2 separate regions of the Homo sapiens genome follow, and region 1 is linked to region 2. A link is a contact called in ENCODE Hi-C data. All regions are on one chromosome and are shown on one strand. Each heading gives the region's core, a stretch centred on a gene start or an enhancer-like site at or near the end of the contact. The rest is flanking DNA. Distances are from core to core; before and after follow the strand shown. Region 1 holds the start of PTGR3 (prostaglandin reductase 3). Region 2 holds the start of CYB5A (cytochrome b5 type A).

Region 1 (6,479 bases), core at 3,888-6,387, 920 kb before region 2:
ATGCCAATGTAAATATTAGTGAAAATAAGCAAGTGTGAACCAACGTGTGTTAATGGAAGTAATTCCAGATGAAAGCAAACAGCCTTATTTTGCTAGGAATCCACGTTAATGCTTTTTATGAGTGAGGGGGGAAGAGCTAAACAATGGCTCATCTAATGAACACAAGAATCCCACAGGTTTGGAATCAAAGTAGAGATAATAAACCCTGTAATTAAACTTACACAGAACCTTCTAGTATGGAATCTATTTTTGAAATCTCACTTCAAAACACAGGACACTTGGAACATGTGCTGTCTCAATTTCCTCTCAACTAAAATATATTTTGGCTCCATTTTTTAGGGTTTTTTCCCTCTCAAGTTCCTGTACAGCAGATGACTCAGTCATCAACTCTTCATAGCCATCACTTTGCAGCATTTTGATTAAGTATGCCAAATGTCGTGTAGAGGAAAGAATGGAAACACTAAGCCTGCCAACTTTTGATTGACCATTAAAGCCAATGATATATGTGCCTGTCAAAAGACAGACAATTAAATCAATATTGGAAAAAAGTCGCCTTGACGGCTTGTTTTTATGTAAGAGCTGCCAGGATGGATTACCATGCACCATCATGCCCTTGTCAACTTTCAAACCTTTTATTTAAAAAAAAAAAAAATGTGGTATTTAAAGTTGCAGTACCTCATTCCCTCAGCATTTTGTTTGTCCTTGGAAATATTCACCGCAATTTTAACTGCAAAAGTTCTTAAGAGTACAGGAGTAGTTTTCTGAACACAACTTTTTATTGTACATTCTGTCATTTAAAAAAAAATCCCTCTAACTGTGAAAATGTAAAGACCTCTTGTTTCTAGCATGAGCAAGTGGCGAATATCTTGAGACACTGAGCTATATTATTTGGGGGCTACCAGTGGCATAGATACTCTCTTTGAAAGGTTTCTTCCTCCATTACTCAAAGTTATTCCAAAATAAATATTCTCCATTCTGTTCCTTTTATGTTGTGAATACTCAGCATAAGGTAATCTCCTTCAACTCTTTGAGAGCATCTCTATCAGTGATCTAATGGAAATGATGAGGTTATTTTACTGAACCATTCATAAACGTAGATACTATTCCCAAATTTTTTTAGTAGCAGTAATCTCTGCTTTAAGTGCTTCCCCAGAAAAAGCACGTATAAAGACTTGAACACGTGCACATTACTGAATGTGATACTCAAACTTATTCAGATTCTATTCTGTACTGCAACAGCTAAAGAGTCGCTCATGTTTAAACATAAAACACTCCTTCTAATATTTTTACCCTAAGAGCTTGGAGAGAGTTGATTTACTCTATTATTTAGCGATAACTCACTGGCATATGGGTTGCATTCTCAGCCCCACAAACGCAATGTCCAAAACTGAGACAAGACTTGAGCAGGCAGCAGAATCACTGGGCTATTTTCAAACCTGTGCTCAAAAACGCACGGCAGCTGACCCACCCCAGGTTTAGCAATGGATTAGTAGGTGAGCTGAGTTAAGGGATGCTGCAGCTGTAAAACTTCTGAGACAAAATTAAAATGGAGCAGCAAAAGGGGGAGCGAGAGAGAAAAGTTGCCCTGATAGTGGCGGAGCTGTCAGGAGCATGTGTGTTTCCATGGTGAGTGATTTATTGATGTTTATCAGGAATGAATAGATCAAAGGCTGCCAGATGACAGGCGATCAATCACACATCAAATCAAGGATGGCAATCCTCTAATAAAACAGAAAACAAGGAAAACCAGCTCCTGCCAGTTCCTCCTCCAGAGAAAAATAACTTTTCTGTTCAATCAGAGTCTGCACTATCACTGCCTTGTGCTGGCCTGATCAAAAGACATCTTTAGAGGTAATAAAAAAAAAGTGGGGGCGGGGGGCCTCTTGCACAGGACATTAAAGGCTGCTGTTTTCCAGAGAAATCTTCTGAACACATTCTTTGCGTCCCAGCCTGGTGACCTTGTTTTCAAGTGTCAGGTTCAGCCTCCCCGCCTTTGGAGGACTTTTCCAGTGCGCTCCGGCAGCCAAGGAGCAACTACTTCCCCTCAGCGCACGCCCCCTCCTGAGGTAGCCAGAAGCACCCGCCGTCCCGCGGCCCCCGGCCTCCCCCGGCCATCCGGGCTTCCCGCAGCGCAGAGAAGCACCGCGAACTTTCTCTGCTCCACGCGCCGGCCCAGGTTGGGGGTGTGGGGGAGGACGGCGACCGCAGCCTCCAGACGACTGTGGCCAGCGCAGGCTGGGCCTCCCCTCCCCAGCTTGGGGCGGCCCGCGGCCCACGTCCCGCACCTCGGCCCGCGAAGCCCCCTCCTCCTGCTCCTCCCGGCGCCCACTCCCCGCGGCGCGGGCCGCGCGCCCGTTACCTGCCGAGCGCCGGGGGGCCTGCTGCTTCCTCCTCGGCATGCTGCTCGGCCGCCGCAGCCGTCGCCTCAGCCGCCGCCGGAGTTCGCGGGGCGCGGGGACGCGGGGCCCCGGGCGCGGGCGCAACTCCGCGGCGCGCCCAACTTTGGCCTCGTCCCCGCGGGCTCCGGGCTCCGGGCGCGCCGCGGACCGCGGGGAGCCGCTCGCATGGACCGCCGCGCCCGGGGCCGCTCAGGAGGCGGCGGCGGCGGCCGCGCGGCCCGCTTCCCGGCGCCGGGCTGCGGGCGGAGCGCGCGGGGCCTGGGCGCCGAGCCCGGAGTCATCCCCGGCGCGGGCCGCGGGCGCAGCAGCGGGCGCTCGGCGGGCCGGCCCGCGGCCCGCGCTCCATGCTGCCGCCTCCCCGCCGCCGCGCTGCTGCTGGGCGGGCGCTCCTCCCGGCGCGCCGCTCCGGGCGCTCCCCTGCGCCTTCTTCCGCGAGCCGAGAGTCGCCGAGCGCAACTTTCTCTCCCCCTCTCTCCTCGCTGTTTGGGGGTCGCGGCGAGTGTTTTTAGTGCGCGGGTCGCAGCTTTCTCATTGTGCGCCAGCGAGGCCGATGCAGGCTGTCCTTTTCCTCCCCGCACTTAGTCTAAGAGGAAGAAAGCAAACAAGACAGAGGAGTGAAGCCCCCGTACATACATGCGCCGGGGGGAGATGTCAGGCGCTGCTCCACCTTCCAAACAGTCACAGATCAAACAGTGTCACCCCGCCGGAGCGCCACTTGGTGCCCCGCGCTTCCACCCGGGGGGCTTGGCCGCCAGGATCGCCGCTTCTTCCAATGCGAAATCTAATGCAAACACATTTTGATCATGGATTTTTGGCCGGTCTTGATCTTCCAACAGAAAAAAATTTGAAAAATACACAAAAAGCACCCCCCCCTCCAAGAAAAAAAAAAGGCAACAACAACCCGGAGAGTGTGTGCAAAGGGGGTGAAGAGCAGACATTCACTGGGTGGGCGAGATGAGCGTGGACTGTCCCCCCCCCCCTCAAACTCCTGGGAGAGAGGGAGATGCACTCTCGCTCTCTCCTCTTTTCAGTGAAATATAACACACATTCGGATCGCAGAGCTTTCAGACAGTCTCAACTGATAGACAGACACATCGAGCTGCTTTTCCTGCTTCAGTTTTTACTCCTCCTCCTCTCGCCAACGTCACCCTGACAATTACAAATAGGTCTCTCACAAACCATACCTGTCAATCTTTTTAATTGCTTTGTTTTCTTTTTTTCGGAGCTAAACAATATGACAAAAAAAAGAAATCTTAATACAGCATAACATAAAAGATTGTACATTGGAGGAATTCATTCAGTGTTGTTATTGTAACCCACTGGCTGATACCGGGTAAAACCCATATGCTCTAAGTTAAGTAGACATTAGTTCCTGCAGATTTTTAAACCTGTTAGTTCCCCCCCAACACACACACATACACATACACACACTTGCACATTCATACACACGCAACCACGTGCATCCAAACTACCCTTGGGTGAAGCATGTCCTACATTTGGGGGGAAAAATATCTGTGTCGCTTTTGCAATCTCAGGTTGGGGGGTTAGATTTGGCTGGGGAGGAGCCCAGAGTAGCTTTTATATTTTGGTAATTCGTGGGTAACTGAAAAGCAAGATATTTTTAAAATTAAATTTTACAATTTAAATAAAAATGTAAAGATGGACTTAGTTCATCACAGAAAAGTGTGGAAATATTTAATTTGGCCCCTCTATAAAAAGTGAATTGACATTTGGTCCATGCACGCCAGTAGGGAGAAAACGGACACGATGGAACGACAGATCTTTCTAGCTGGGTTCGAAAATGAGGTCCTCACACAGCAGTGCAACGTCTCCAATTCAGTTAAGTCCCTCGGCATCCCCACGTAGAACTTTAAAATGTGTCTGTGCTCTGGGAATTTGGCCTTCTGGTTTTCTATATGTGTGTTCTCTCCCAATGGGAAACCTGTAACAGTCTTGTAGATCTACTTAAAACATTCATGGAAAAACATGAAATCTAGGCCAAAATAAATAAAATGGCTTAGTTCCTGCAACTTGCATGGGACAGACCGTGGACAGAAAGCACGCGCAAGGGGTTCCGGGGACAGGAAGCCACCAGCCTGGGGAGCGGGAGGCACTGGACATTTCCCCGCCCCGCGGTCGGTACGGGTGCGCGTGCGGCAGCGGCGGCAGGGGCTCCCCGCCCTGCCCGGGGTCCCCGGTCGTGCCCCGCCGCCCGGGCCGCGCTCGGGGTTGATTCGTACCACCTTGCAAGGAAGTGAACGCTTCGCACGGGAAGGGGAGGCGCCTGCGCCGGCCGCCGCGCAGCTCCGGGGACGCCCGGGGCTGCCGCCGGCTCGGGGCCGCAGACGACCGCGGGACGCGCGAGTCCCCCGTCCCCCCTTGCCCGCCGTCCCCCCCGCCACCCTTGCCCGAGAGGAGTCAAATCCGGCTTTTAGAGCTCGGGGAGGGTGGGGATATCCGGTGCCTCTCCCGCGCCAGGAGGAAGGGGGAGGGCGGAGAGGATCCTTGGCCAGTCTGCGCCGAGCAGATTCAAACCAAAACAAAAAGATTAAAGGAGCAGCGGCCGGGGCGGCAGCGGTCCCCAGGCCGGGACACCCGGGGTGGTGCGCCCGGGTTCGCGGGGGCTGCGCCGGCGCCGGGGAGGCGGGGGGAGCGGGAGCGGGCGACGCGGGGAAGGGGGGAGCCAGGGGGAGGGCGCCGGCCGGAGGAGGGGCGGACCCGCCCGCCCTAGCCGAGCAGAGCACAGCCGAGCCGAGCGGCCCGGGCGGGGGCCGACCCCGGCCAGCGTCGGCGCAGAGAGCGGGCGGAGGCGCAGGCCATGCTGCGGCTGGTGCCCACCGGGGCCCGGGCCATCGTGGACATGTCGTACGCCCGCCACTTCCTGGACTTCCAGGGCTCCGCCATTCCCCAAGCCATGCAGAAGCTGGTGGTGACCCGGCTGAGCCCCAACTTCCGCGAGGCCGTCACCCTGAGCCGGGACTGCCCGGTGCCGCTCCCCGGGGACGGAGACCTCCTCGTCCGGAACCGGTGAGCCCGGCGCCCCCCAACCCCACGCCCCCGTTCTCGCCCCGGGCTCGCGCCGCGCCGCGCCGCTCCCGCAGTCCCCAGCCCGCCCGCGTGCCCACACTCCGGCGCGCGCTCGGGCGCACAGCCTGAGTTTGCGAGATCCCGGGAAGTTGAACCCGCCGCCATCTGGCGAAGGCGAATGTGATGTGACTGTTGCTGGTGTGAATATCCGATGCCACCGAACGTCCTCATAACTGAGGGTTATTTTAATTTGGGATTCCCCTCCCCTCCTCCAGCCCTCCCTCCTCCCCCTCCCGCTCCCGAAATAAAACCGACGGGACCCAGAAGGGGAGGCTCCCCGCCGGGCCGCCCGCGCGCACCCACAGTTCCTGCGTTGACATAATCTTTAGGGTGGAGCGGGAGCAGCCTGGACGCAAACTGCGACGTTTAGGTAAACGTGCTTCGGAGGAAGGAGGCTGGGACCCGGCTGGCTTTCCCTGTTCCCTCCAGGTTGGCAGCCGCCTCGCAGTGGCGGAGCCTGTCGTTGGATGTGTGGGTGTGCACCTCGCCGGTGTTGTCTGCGTGCTGTCAGTGCAGTGTGACTGTTGTCTGTCCCCTGAGTGTTAACGACCGCCGCGTGGCGCGTGTCCCGGGCAGCTGGGCCAGGGTCGGGGTGGGGGCATGGCTGCCTTTGCCGGCACGTTTTGCAGACATTCAGGTGACACCGGGTTGTTGCGAGACCTTCTGGCTTTTCCATTCCCCGCGCTCCCCACCGTCGTGTTTCCGCCTCACTCATCTTTAGTAACTGGCGAAGCAACAGGGAGGAAACGGACCTCACTCTTTATCGGAGCCATGCCCGCTTAGGTCTTTGCTCCGTGGGTCCCTGGCTGCCCGACTTGACTGGCAAGGCGCTCCTCTATGCCCTCTGCAGAGGCCTGCAAAGTCCCATCGAAATGTTTACGGTGCTGCATGTGTCAAGTTGAATAATAATATCGAAAGGGAGGAGTAAGTTCTGACTGTAACTATGTTGTAAATTGTGTACTAGAAAGTACCGTAAAGTCCCTTGCACGGACT
Region 2 (6,211 bases), core at 651-3,150:
TGGAACCACTGTCAAGTTTGTATTGGGGTCAGGTGGTATTGCAGAAGAAAATAAGGTGTTTAGGTTTTAGGTCAGGCGAGAGTTGAAGAGGTTTTAAGTTCTTGAGAACACAGGCTAAGGGAGAAGAAGGAGGAATGGAGGGTGGAAGGTTGCCCATAGTGAAGGAGGCAAGCCCAGAGAAAAGAGAGGGCAGAGACACAGGGGGGGTCGGTACTTGACACCAAGGTGAAGGATCAAGGCAGGTGTCCCTGTGGTGATCAGACACCTCTGAAATGTGGGTGAATAATCAGGCAGGCATCCCTGCAGTGATTAAACACCAAGGGAAGACTGTCTTCTCGAGTCCGTGACCAGTGCCGGAGTTTTGGGTTCACGGATAAAACACATCTCCTCTGTCTCTATCAGAAAAGGAAAGGAACTGAAATTAAGGGAAGGGATAGATTGAAGGGTGGTGCCAAAATTGAAAGGAGAAAGAGGTTGAGAGATAGTGAGAGAGGTTGGAGAAGAGAGTAAAAAGAAGCTGCTTACCCAATTTAAAATTGGTGAGATGTTCCTGGAGCTGGTTGGTCTGAGGACCCGAGGTTGTAGGTGGATCTTTCTCACAGAGCAAAGAGCAGGAGGACAGGTGACTGTCTTATCAGTTAAGGCAGGAACCGGCCATTTTCACTTCTTTTGTGATTCTTCAGTTGCTTCAGCATTTTCACTTCTTTTGTGATTCTTCAGTTGCTTCAGGCCATCTGGATGTATATGTGCAGGCTTGGGCTCAGAGGCCTGACATGCGTGTGTTTTGTGTTTTTCTGGATAGGCATGCATTCCTATGGAGGAGGTAAGCAGGGGGAAGGGAGCTCACATTCATCAGACACCTAGTATGTGTAGGAACCTTCTGCATCCCTGGAAGGATGGATGACCCCACATGTGAAACCTCTCGTGTGGTTCTTTTTGGAATTAACTACCATTGCTGAAAAGGGCCTACATAAAATATCAAATTTTAACATGCTGGAATTTTTCTTTATTTTTTTTCTCCTTCAAACATTTGTAGCTCTTTATATGTGGTATTTCCTCTGTGTCAGAAGGGAAAGAGGGTGCCCTTTGGGGAAGTTCTCTTCCAGACTCCTAGAAGAGAATCTGATTTACCTTAAATGCACAAACAAGGCCTTGCCATGTCACTGGCCAACCGCAGACAAACTACTTCAGTCACAGAAATAATTTGGACACTTTTGCTTTTTAAGGAAAAGATGATTTCCCTGGATTTTTTTCCTGTGAGGACGAGGCATTCCAAAACCCCAGCGGGGTCAGGCACAGTTCGCCAACTTTATGTTTTGGGGGGCAGCGCATTTGCTTCCCGAAGTGAGTTGCGAAACCGTTTTCTAGCGCGCACGGGGCTTTCATCTCTTCCGTGCATGCGAACGGCTTTCCGAGATGCCCCCTTTATGGGCTTGGCCATCGCTACTTTTGTTACAAATTAACGTCTGGGACTCGGACTGCTGCCAATAGGAAACTCCCGCGATTCGCTGCCTAGTTCGCCGCCCTCACAAGACTGGACTCTGCACAGGCCATCCATGCCCGCTGGTGCACCTCGCTCTCTCGCACGCTTAACCCGCGGGGACGCCCCCGACCTCCCACCTCAGCCCTCGCCACAGTTAGTCCCGCCCTTCCGCGCAGACTCCGTGGAGTCCTGTCACGCTCTCCGCGCGCTGCGGCAGCCGGGAGATTGTGAAGGGCACCTCCGGCAGCCAATTAACACCCGCATACTGGGCGGGACCACGCTTGGGCAGGCGGAGGGGGTCGACCGAAGGCGGGGACTTTTGAGTGACAAGGATGATGGCCAACCGTCGGAGGCCCTTCTACTGCGCCCCGCCCCTGAGCCGGCCGCCCAGCCCCCAGTGGGGTTCCCGGCGCGGGGAATGTCCCGGGTGGAGCTGGCTGAGTCGCGCGCTCTGCTCCACCCGACGGGGCTGTGTGTGCTGGGCCTGGCTCGCGGCGAACCGAGATGGCAGAGCAGTCGGACGAGGCCGTGAAGTACTACACCCTAGAGGAGATTCAGAAGCACAACCACAGCAAGAGCACCTGGCTGATCCTGCACCACAAGGTGTACGATTTGACCAAATTTCTGGAAGAGGTGAGTTGGGGATGAGCGGCTTGGGGCGCAGGGAGCGTGGGCCGGGTTTGGGGGTTCACTGGCATGACCTGTCTTTCGCGGCCCGGAGTCCGCATACCTACGCCTAGGCGCGCCCCCCGAGTTCGCTCACCTGCGCGTGTACGCCTGGGCGCGCTTCCGAGTCCGCACACCTGCGCGTGCAAGCCTGGGCGCCCCCCACCGCCCCAAGTCCGCACACCTGCGCGCTCACACCTGGGAGCGCTCCCCGAGTCCGCACACCTGCTAGTGTACACCTGGGCGCTCTCCTCGAGTCCGCACACCTGCGCGTGCACACCTGGGGAGCGCTCCCTGAGTCCGCACACCTGCGCGTGTACACCTGGGAGCGCTCCCCGAATCCGTACACCTGCGCGTGCACACCTGGGAGCGCCCTGCGCGGCGGCATCCTCGCTAGGTGGTGCTGGAGCAGCCTTCCGGGGATAGCGCGCAGCCATGCGGGGGATTTAAATGATCCCTTTCTCCCTTGAGTTTGAATAGAAGGGTGTCCTTCCAGGACCGGCGGCATTCCCGCAGTGGCCGGCTGGAGACCACCCACCCCGAGAGCTGCGGATCCCGCCGGAGGGGACCCCAAGTGCGGAGGTCGGGTGTGGTCCGGGCCTGCGCTTCCCGCGGCAGCCACTGGCCGACCTTGCGGTCCACACCCACTCGCGTTCGCGTTCACCTGGAAGAGGCTCGGTGTTAATTAACCTTTTCCAGTCACGCCTTGGCAGCCAGGTGCCGTGCTTGACTCCTGAGACCGCGGTGTGTGGCTGGAGCAAGAACACAGAGGCCAGGCAGAGCAGCGGACGTTCTGCGTGGGACTCGCCCCTAACAGCTTTGGAAGGTGTAATAGGAAACGTTGGTTAACTTGAAGACATTCCTTTGATAAGATTCTTTGCATTCGGTTATAATTTTTGCCGCACACGCTAAGGGGCGCTTTTGGTGATTGTCTTAGATCCTCTGGAAGTGTTTTACTACTTTTGGGGGAGTCTCAATCATAAATCTTAACGCATGCTCACGCCCCCTCCCAATAATGAGAAGGTTTAGTGATGGGAATTTTTTACATAGTCGGGGAGCAGGGGACAAAAATAGATGCCTGGTCTGAGCTGGATCACAGTTTATATCAGAGGACTTTGTTTTTGCAGAAAATGTTAAAATCAAAAGGCCTGTTTTAAAAAATGAGGCTGGGCCAAGCACGGTGGCTCACACATGTAATCCCAGCACTTTGGGAGGCTGAGGCGGGTGGATCACTTGAGTCTAGGAGTTCGAGACCAGCTTGACCAACATGGCGAAACCCCATCTCTAACCAAAATACCAAAATTAGCCAGGCCTGGCGGGGCACGCCTGTAGTCCCAGCTACTCGGGAGGCTGAGACAGGAGAATCCCTTAAACCTGGGAGGCAGAGGTTGCAGTGAGCCGAAATCGCACCACTTTGCTCCAGCCTGGGGGACAGAGTGAGACTCTGTCTCTAAATAAATAAATAAAATTAAATAATAAGGCTGGAGTTGATGTTTATTGGTAAGGTATTTCACTCTGGAGCAGTGCCCGAAGATAAAGTCATGTTACCATTTAGTAAGGAGGGGTTTATGTTGGGAAATCAGAGCTGACCTGTCCTCTCCCTCCTGCCCGGCTGCAGATCTTGTCATATAACATCAATTCTCATTAACTCTAAATGTGGAATTTTAAGATACAGTGTGTGCTTTGTCTATTTGTGCTTATAGAAGAAGTAGCATAAGAGAATATTAGGATATTTTATATTATGAAGCATTTTCTTCTTTTCTTGTCTTCTCCTAAAGCGAGTTTTTTCAACCCTGGCACTGTTGACATTTTGGGCCAGCCGATCTTTGTTGTGGCGTCTGTCCTGGGCATTGTAGGATATTGAGCCACCTCCCTGAGTTCTACCCACTAGATGACCGGTACCACCACCTCCCCTATTTTTTTTTTTTTTTTTTTTTGAGACAGAGTTTTGCTCTTGTGGCCCAGGCTGGAGTGCAATGGTGTGATCTCGACTCACTGCAACCTCTGCCTCCTGGGTTCAACCAATTCTCCTGCCTCAGCCTCCCAAGTAGCTGGGATTACAGGCGCACACCATCACGCCCAGCTAATTTTTGTATTTTTAATAGAGACAGGGTTTCAACATGTTGGCCAAGTTGGTCTCGAACTGCTGATCTCAGGTGATCCACCCACCTTAGCCTCCCAAAGTGCTGGGATTACAGGCGTGAGCCACTGCTCCCAGCCCTACCTCCCCTATTTATAGCAACCCAAAATGTCTCCAGATATTGCCAGAGGTCCCCTAGGGCACATAATCTCTCCAACTTGAGAATTACTAAGGTTACTGTGCATGACTTTAGGGGTAGATTTTCAGAGACGATAATAGGGAAGTGAAGATTATTGTTAAAATGTACTCAAAACTATTTACTTTCACATTTCATTCCTGTGAGTCAGGAAAGGAGGGATTGTGCAAAAAATTTTCCGAGAAAAACTGAGAGATGAGAGCAAGCTCTTGAGTGGGTAAATTAGCTGAAAACAAATTTCTTTATTTTTTCTTACTCAAAGTTTTTGTGGAGAATGCATCTCAAATAAAATGAACAAGAGGGTGGCTGACCCCTGGAACGGCTAGGAGGATGGCGTGAGTGAGGAGGCTGGGGTCTGGGAGAAACACAAGGAGTTAGTTTGGTTTTGGTCCTGTTGACTTTAAGAGGTTGGAGGGATCTTCAGGCATTGCGAGAACTGCATGCGTTTCTGCCTCCACTGTCTGCCAACATGTGGTTCTGGGAACAAGCAAGGCCACTTAGCCTTTCACTGGATTGTGTCTGACCTCTGGGCACCTCCCGATTCGACCTCTTATGGACGTGTTTTTCCATTTGCCGTCTTTATTATTTGCTTTGACTTTCTGTGACCATCTCTTGCTTATTGCATGTCCTGGTCATTGGCTTCCCAGCCCCCGGCAAAGCCTCTGGGAGCCTCTCTCTGGGTTCTATCTGAGACTCTAGCCAGGATTCCTTGCAGGTGACTTCCTGTGCTCCTGGGGTTATATCTCCAATAAGCTCACTCGCTCAGAGCTCTTCAGCACACTGCCCTGCCAGGTAGTTTGTTATGAGGCTAGTCTGTTTGTCTGAAACGTACTTTTAAAACAGAAATGAGTGCAGAATGTCTCTGTCTCTCTTCCCCGCTTGCCCGATCCTCTTTCCTGTCTTCTATTGTTGAAAGGCTCCAGAATTTCATGAAGCCTTTGTGTGTTAACTAACAAATATTTTATCTCACCTAATTTACCTAAATAGGAAAGATTTATCTTCTCCTTCTAACTCTCAAATGAACTTTCAGTCATTATGGGCTAGACCTTTGTTTACTGTGAGATCCCCCATCCGTATGGACAGGATTTCTCATGGCTGAGTATTTCCCCTTCTTTCAGAATGTCCTAGATTTATGTGCATGTCCGTGTTCATGTTGAGAAGGTGTGTGGTGAGATGGTGGAGGGATCCTGCTCTGCTGGCAGGTACAAGCCAAGAACACAGGTTGAAGCTCACAGGTGCAGCATGTGCTCCGACCTCCTGAAATAATGGCCACTAAAGCTGTTTTTGTTGTTTAGGCGGAGGGGTAGAAACCTAAGAGGGAAGACTGGCTTATTATTAATGGCAGTCGACATAGCAGCAGGTGCTTAGTTACTGTCTGATACTTAAAAGATTTTGAGCTTTATTGCCTACATATTTTGAACTAGATTTTTTTTTCAATCCTGAGTTCTAGTTTTTGAGTTTATATTTGTGAAATTGAGTCTTTGCTTGATCATAGAACTTTAAGGGACAGTTATTTGAAATGAAAACTTAGGCATTTAGGACCAGGGGGAGAAATGTTTGCATTTCCCTTTCTGTGATTTGGGCAGCAGCATCTATTCAGTTTTTAAAAGAGCTGTGGAGGGGAGAGAGAAAGGTATCCTGTAATTAACAACACTTCCATTAGCTGTTGCTTTTGGTTCAAGTCAGTGGGTGTTTGATTCGTGAAATAGATACTGTCCTGGAAAATTTTATAAAGCAGAATGTCTTTTTGTGAAGTTGTCTCCTCTCCCTTTACATCATAAAAATG

The links. A loop is a pair of places that touch in the nucleus more often than their neighbours do. Pooled maps may share reads with other maps.
Region 1: a map of CD4-positive, alpha-beta T cell shows a loop between it and region 2 (6-fold over the local background). The contact joins the promoter of PTGR3 here to the promoter of CYB5A in region 2. A Hi-C loop is called at or near these places in 4 of 168 maps with a recorded cell type or tissue (CD4-positive, alpha-beta T cell, ascending aorta, gastrocnemius medialis and 1 more), 5 of 37 single-sample maps with no recorded cell type and 21 of 50 pooled maps.

What each region holds. Positions count from the first base shown.
Region 1 is chr18:75,207,797-75,214,275 of GRCh38, reverse strand. PTGR3 (prostaglandin reductase 3) reads left to right here and starts at 5,137. Exons shown (of 2, transcript NM_175907.6): 1 at 5,137-5,426. The coding sequence starts at 5,218. It overlaps TSHZ1 (teashirt zinc finger homeobox 1), which reads right to left and starts at 3,479. Exons shown (of 2, transcript NM_001308210.2): 1 at 2,360-3,479. The coding sequence starts at 2,399. RefSeq lists silencers at 2,166-2,485, 4,423-5,462, 5,488-5,663 and enhancers at 3,368-3,662, 4,702-5,632.
Region 2 is chr18:74,287,652-74,293,862 of GRCh38, reverse strand. CYB5A (cytochrome b5 type A) reads left to right here and starts at 1,900. Exons shown (of 5, transcript NM_148923.4): 1 at 1,900-2,116. The coding sequence starts at 1,988. RefSeq lists enhancers at 812-981, 1,341-1,400, 1,690-1,859, 1,939-2,108, 2,714-3,321.